2 separate regions of the Homo sapiens genome follow, and region 1 is linked to region 2. A link is a contact called in ENCODE Hi-C or POLR2A ChIA-PET data. All regions are on one chromosome and are shown on one strand. The core of a region is the stretch at or near the end of the contact, and the rest is flanking DNA. Distances in the headings are between cores, read along the strand shown. Region 1 overlaps SGPP2 (sphingosine-1-phosphate phosphatase 2). Region 2 overlaps SGPP2 (sphingosine-1-phosphate phosphatase 2).

Region 1 (3,602 bases), core at 479-2,978, 70 kb after region 2:
GTGTCTCTCTCAATGCACGTTTTTGTTTAACAGAATGCACCATCAGTAAGCAATTCGATTCACACCTGAATCACTGAAGTTGCGGATCCTGGATGAAACCCATCTTACTGCTTTTGGAGGTGGAGTCTGTCCACCTACCTGAGGGTAACAATTGTTTCATCCTCAGCTATGTCCAGTTGATTTCTGCAATGATATCCATAGAAACTAAAAATATCTGTAGAAAATGATAGCCTATAACTAATTGATGGAAGGAAAGATAAAAGAAGAGAAAGATGATTATTTGGAAAATTTCCACAAATGGCTATGCTGCTGCTAAAAGGAGCTTCAACAATGTTAATATTAAAGCCATTAGTCCCAGGAAGGGCAGACTCTTTAAGCTGCTTGGTGCAAATGAGAAGATGGATGTTACTCAGGCAATGGCTGATGTCACCTCCATCTGCCAGGCATGGTCTGCTAGTAAATAACGTGGGGTGCTGGAACAGTTAGTGAGTGCTTTCTTCGTCTCAGAGGAGGCAGAAATGTTTGATGCTGCAGGACAGAACACAGTCTATATTTCATATTCTAGTTTCTCTTAAGTGGATGATTCCTTTTAGATTGAAGCACATGAAATTGACAATATTTGATTATTGTTGATACACAAAAATGTCAATTTCTTATGGTTCAGCTCATAAATATAAATATAGAGGTTTTCCATTTTAAAAGACAAATTCTGCCACCTCAAACCCGTGTCTGAACTTGGAGAGATGCTCATTCCCATACTTGCTAGCAGGGCCAATGGACCAAGGTGACCTCACAGATCAGAAGTCACAAACAAGCACCCTGCACATGGAATTATGACCCACAGATCTACATTCCCCTTGGTACACACATAACTGGCTTTTAGAAAATTAGTTGCCAGAATTTTAAAACTCCCCAGATTTCATACTGCTCTTGAAAATCAGCTTGGCAGCAGTGTGCATTCCCACAGTCCTTGTGATAAGAATTGGCTAACATGGTGAAACCCCATCTCTACTAGAAATACAAAAAATTAGCAGGGCGTGGTGGCAGGTGCCTATAGTCCCAGCTACTTGGGAGGCTGAGGCAGGAGAATCACTTGAACTTGGGAGGCAGAGGTTGCAGTGAGTTGAGATCGCACCACTGCACTCCAGCCTGGGTGACAGAGCGAGACTCCGTCTCAAAAAAAAAAAAAAAAATTGGCTGACCTGAGTAAAGGCTGCATCCTTAGGATGGGGCACGTGTTCTCCAAGTTCTTCAAAGTTGTAAACCTGACCATTTTTGTTTTTCACCTGGCCCAGGTGGGCTTTTCAGTCCTAGGTTAACTAAATGAATTTGTGTTTGTGTGTCCTCACCCAAAATGCCAAAGCCTGCAATCAAAATGTCAAAAAGTGGATGATGTTCTGACCAGTTAACTGTGAGCTCTTTTCCCTTCTCCAAATAGCAGCCCCACCCTCAATGTCTTAGAGAAGGTTCATTTGGTTTCAACGACCAGATGGGTAGAAAGGGAGAGAGACAAGACAGAACGCACAGTGGGAAGGCAGCATCTGTAGTCATCTCGCAAACAAGAACATGTTTTCGGAATCTCCACAGACGGAAATTCTACACCCTCTCTCTGTAATCCAGTCCTAATGTTGAGCAACCTTCACGGTCAGGAAATTCCACCATAAATAACCCAAATCCTTCATGCAGCTTAAACCCATTTCCTCTTACTCGCTGCTCACTGGAGATGGGGAACAGCTGGTCACTGTTCTCTGTACCAAGTCCTTTGTCAACTGGATGACTGGATTCTGGCTCTGGACTGCTGTCATAATTAGGAGCCTGACTGGTTCCATATTGTGCTGTCTGCAAAAGCATGTAACACGGGAAGATAAAATTTTGAGCATGCTGTGCTTCAGAAATATGCCATCAGGGGAACACAGTGCCTTATCATGTCACCAGGCTGTTCACAATTTATAAACTTGTGAATTTGAGACTTCTGCATGGAAAAGCATGTCTTTCTGAGGCTAGCTCTGCAATGTGAGCATAACAAAAAATAATGCAGAGTTTCTAAATGCTACCAACAAAAACAACACAGCGCTTATTAAGCATTTCCTGTGCTCCCATTATCTGTCTTATCTCACATGTTCTCCACTACAACACAGTAGAAACTCTGCAGGTGGGTAAACTCAGTCCCATAGAGGCTAACTTGCCCATGTTTATGCACCAACAAGTGGGAGAGTAAGTGTGCAAACCCAATCAGTTGGACTCCAGAGCCTGTGCTCTTTTCAACCATCCCTCCAGCTTGCACACAAAGCAGGTGCTGGTATGTCCCACATGGCTCATGGCATGGTGGGGTACAGTCCTTTTGTTTGAACAACCACACTTGGCCAGCAGAGACCAAGAAGTCATGGTAAAAATCATGCATTGAGTGTTCCTGATGTAGAGCAAAGATAAAACTCCAAAGAGCTTTATGGTACAGAGCTTGAATTCTTCTCACCGAGTCCCATGAGAGACTCCAGCTCTCCACTTAGATGCAGACACTAAATGTTTCCCCAATTCCCAGCTGCATGACGTATTCCCAAGCATGTGCTTCGGAGTCCAACCTAGATCATAAGCAAGGTTCTGCCGAATACTACCTGGTCACTTGGGATTCTAGCTGGCCTGCCTCAGCATCCTTGGCAATAAAATGGTGACAAGAGAAATTGCTTCGTGGTGTTGGAGATACACCTCTCTTGCTCTCTCTATCCCCTTGTTTAGCTATGAGTTTTCTTGCTGTGCTTATTTCTACCTGACATTATTTGTTATGTGCCCCTCTGGTTATTTTTTTTTTACCTCCTTCACTAACCCGTGAGCTCAGCATTGAAGAGGCTTTGCCTGTTTTACTCACCACTGTATTCCCAGTGCCTAGCTCAGTGGCTGGCATATAGTAAACATTCAATAAATGTTTGTAGAATGACTAGGTTCTCAGGAGGAAAATTACATGAATTAAATGAAACCATCTATGTAAAATGCAGTAAAGCATAGTTCTTCTCACTTCTCATAGGGTTTTCTCCTTCAAATGGAACAATCTGTTATTTAACTTGTGTCTGATTAGTCAACCTCTGTTCCCTCTATGGTTCTGCAACAATCACTCTAATTTTCTCTTTTATTATGGATCCTCGGCCCAGATATCAGGGGTTCTTTACTGCCCCAACAAAACCTCGTGAATGCCCAGGAACTCAATTTCTCAAAGCATAACACACAGACACTGTTAATTGCTTACCGGACACTACCCACTTTCTTGTGGCTTGTTAGCAGAACTCAAACTCAGGCCAAACCTCAGGCAATAGTGCAAGTCAGTCTGGCAATTCAACTTCCTTCTTTCCCAACCTCATTTGCAATTAGGGGTGGCCATGACACTCAGTCCTGTCAGTGAGAAGTAGGGAGGTGGGTGGGTCAGAGGCAAGATCTTCTGGATATGCTTTTGTTTTCTTTATAAAAAGGATACAAGCAGCCATCACTACTCCACCTTGTTCCTAGCTGGAACATGGTTCTGATGTCAGAAGCAACAGCAGCTATCTTAGCATATGAGGCAACAAGCCAACAGGCAAAACATGGAGGAGCATAAAGAAAGAGGCAGCTTGAGT
Region 2 (3,441 bases), core at 515-3,014:
AAAAATTTTAAAATTTGTCAGGTGTGATGGTGTATGCCTGTGGTACCAGCTACTTGAGAGGCTGAGGTGGGAGGATTGCTTGAGCCCAGGAAGTCAAGGCTGCAGTGAGCAAAGTCCAGATTGGAGCCACTGCACTGCAGCCTGGGCAACAGAGCAAGACCCTGTCTCAAAAAAAAAGGGCTCGATATGGAGGGTTTTTTTTTTTTTTTTTTTTTTTCAGAGTCTCACTCTGTCACCCAGGCTGGAATGCACACTGCACCCGGCACACTGCAACCTCTGCCTCCCAGGTTCAAGCAATTCTCTTGCGTCAGACTCCTGACTAGCTGGGATTACAGACATCTGCCACCACACCTGGCTGATTTTTATATTTTTGTAGAGACAGGGTTTCACCATGTTGGTCAAGCTGGTCTTGAACTCCTGACCTCAGAAGATCTGCCGGCCTCGGCCTCCCAAAGTGCTGGGATTACAGACGTGAGCTGCCATGCCTGGCCTAATATGGAGTTTTTAAAAATGATTTTTCCATGAGGTCATTAACGAAGACATATTCTCCCTCCTTTTTTTCAAAGCAGAAGATAGAAATCAGAATTTGATGTACATGAACATGTTCTCAAAAGAAGACATACCAGCGTTCATATCTACTGAAAAAAGATATGAAAAAATGCTCAGCATCACAAATCATCAGAGAAATACAAGTCAAAAACCACAATGAGATATCACCTCACACCAGTCAGAATCGCTATTATTAAAAAGTCAAAAAACAAAAGATGCTGGTGAGGCTGTGGGGAAAAGGAAATGCTTATACACTGCTGGTGGGAATGTAAATTAGTTCAGTCACTGTGGAAAGCAGTTTGGAGATTTCTCAAAGAACTTAAAATCAGAGCTACTGTTCCACCCAGTAATCCCATTACTGAGTATATACCCAAAGGAAAATAGATCATTCTACCAAAAAGACACATATGCTCATCTGTTCATTGCAGCAGTATTCACAATAGCAAAGACATGGAATCCACCTAGGTGCCCATCAATAGTGGACTGGATAAAGAAAATGTGGTACAGGTACACTATGGAATACTACACAGCCATAAAAAAGAACAAAATCATGTTCTTGCAACAACATGGATGGAGCTGGAGGACAAAATACTAAGCAAATTAATTCAGGAACAGAAAACCAAATACCACATGTTCTCACTTATAACTATGAGCTAAACATTGAGCGCACAAGGACATAAACACGGGAACAACAGACACTGTGGACCACTAGACGGGGAGGGAGTAGGTTGAAAAACTATTGTTTATTATGCTCACTACCTGGGTGCACTATACCTCTGGGACAAACCTGCGCATATATCCCCCATATCTAAAATGAAAGTTGATTTTTTTAAAAAAGAATTGGATGTCCATACCCTCTAAAAGTGAATAGGATTATTAACAACAGACTTGTTTACTTTGTGAAGGAGTGAATAGGATTATTAACAATAGACTAACTTACTTTGTCAAAGAAATTTACAGGACAACTTCATAATCTAATATGCAAGAGCAACATATTTACTTAAGTACCTGCCTTTGCAACTTAAAGCATTGTCTGAGAACTGGCTGTACCAGCCTCACCCAGGAGCTGCTTTAACATGTAGTCATCTCAGGATTCTCCTTAGACCTACTAAATTAGAATCTCTATTTTCACAAGATTGCCAGGTGATTCATGTGCACAGGGGAATTTAAGAAGCACCGCACTATATAGTCCTCTTGTACAAATCACTTTGTTGTGGGCTTTAATCACAAAACATATCTTACCAGGACTGTGTTGACCTTACCAGGGTTTTATTTAGCTCGTGATGGATGGCATTACCTTGCTTGGAACAAAACCCGCTATGAAGAACTATTTCAAAATAATTTTGGTTAGTCAGCTGGCCCACTATGAAGAACTATTTCAAAATAATTTTGATTAGTCAGCTGGATTGCTGTAGGAGTTCCCACATTCTTGTGCTTTCTTTCAACTCCTTGAGTTGCCGGTTAATTCCGTGCATAATTCCAGCAAACCCAGTAACCCCCTGAGAAGGTGTTGCATATGTGTTTGTGCTTCACTGCCACTTTGCTCTGGGCTAAAAACCAAGAACCACTCCCTGTGCACAGCAGGCCAAATCCACAGGCTATAAAGCCTCAGCGACAATTACTCTGAATTCCATAGCTGCAATTTCGAATCAGACTTTGAAACTTAACTTCTTTACCATCCACTTAACCACCAGGAACTACTCTCCTGGAAATCAGCTCACTCTTTTTATGTTTCTGCCTCCCTCCTGTGAACCTGTAAAAACCACAACTAACTGACCATTATCTGGGGAGTTGAAAAACTGGCAGGTATTACCGACTACTGGGAATTTCTCAGAAGCTGCTTGAAATATACTTCTCAGTCCTACTTCTTCCTCACTCACCAACATAAACAAAATATCACAGGCATAACTACTAATGCTAGTTCCCTCAAAAATACTTAAAATCCTCACATCCTAACAGAGAGGATAAGGGTAAAAAAATACTTAAAATCATCAGAAACAGGAAACCTTAGAATCATAAAAATAATGATTGGGTGACTCTCCTTCAGATAAAGTTAAATTTCTTTGAGGTTCATGAGTTCCTTTGTCTTCATTTATATTTCACCTTCTATGTTTGAAGAATGTTTTGTGGAATTAGGAAAATCATTCATTTTATTTAAAAATACTACGGCTGCATATTATGTCTCATTAATAATTTTCAAATAACAATGACTGTGATCACAGCTCTCTTTAAACAGGAGAAAATAGAGCTACATTTTTCAAGTTGCAGAGGAAAAGTATCACTCTCAGAAGGTTGTATCCTGTTTCTGGCATTGCCATTTGTGACAATGATGCTATGATGAGCCAAGCCTTGTATTAGGTCCCCATCCTTGAGTAGGGAAAATGGTGACACAATAAGAAGATTTCAGAGGATAATGTGAAAAGGCTTTGAAAAACAATCCACAGAATTCTATGAGTATGTGTACATATACAGAAAACTCTGGTTCAACCTGGATGGCCAGAGAACCTGGGGCTGGTTAAAGTGAAATAGGAGAGTTCCCTGACCCCCTTCACAGGACGTGCAACAGGGGTGTGGCTCGTCTGTTTGGCTGCAGCTGCTGCTCAAACCCCTTATAGGAGGGGAAGCACACAGACGGGCAGGGTGCAGGGAGCCTGGGCAAATGCTTTTGGGGCTCTGGCCCCACGTTAGGAGTCTAGGGATGTGTGTCTGCAACTCTCAAAGCCCCAGTGGGCATGCTACAGTGCTCTTTTAGCTCTGCCATCACAGACAGCTTAAGTGTTAACCAGCTCAGTGCCATCTTGGCACCTGGGTTCTTGTCCAGTGTCCAGGAAGGATCAGGTCACAGGGCCTTGAAGGATGGTGAATACAGGGGTTTTATTGAGTGGTGAAGGT

The links. Hi-C counts contacts between places; a loop is a spot of excess contacts on that map. ChIA-PET counts read pairs that join two places held with the same protein, here RNA polymerase II (POLR2A). Pooled maps may share reads with other maps.
Region 1: a loop to region 2 is called in a map of MCF 10A, with 5 times the contacts of the local background. The contact joins two enhancer-like sites. A Hi-C loop is called at or near these places in 1 of 168 maps with a recorded cell type or tissue (MCF 10A), 8 of 37 single-sample maps with no recorded cell type and 4 of 50 pooled maps. POLR2A ChIA-PET finds 5 or more read pairs at or near these places in 3 of 52 experiments (MCF 10A, activated CD4-positive, alpha-beta T cell and activated T-cell).

The regions. Positions count from the first base shown.
Region 1 is chr2:222,447,062-222,450,663 of GRCh38, reverse strand. The region is part of intron 1 of SGPP2 (sphingosine-1-phosphate phosphatase 2); the gene reads right to left. Among named protein-coding and RNA genes, the nearest start is that of SGPP2, 24 kb to the right of the region's middle. Within about 2 kb of position 1,728, at least 2 of the 41 ENCODE cell types and tissues checked have a DNase peak (open chromatin) inside an H3K27ac peak, as active enhancers do.
Region 2 is chr2:222,517,499-222,520,939 of GRCh38, reverse strand. The region is part of intron 2 of SGPP2 (sphingosine-1-phosphate phosphatase 2); the gene reads right to left. Among named protein-coding and RNA genes, the nearest start is that of SGPP2, 95 kb to the right of the region's middle. RefSeq lists an enhancer at 1,897-2,489. Within about 2 kb of position 1,764, at least 4 of the 41 ENCODE cell types and tissues checked have a DNase peak (open chromatin) inside an H3K27ac peak, as active enhancers do.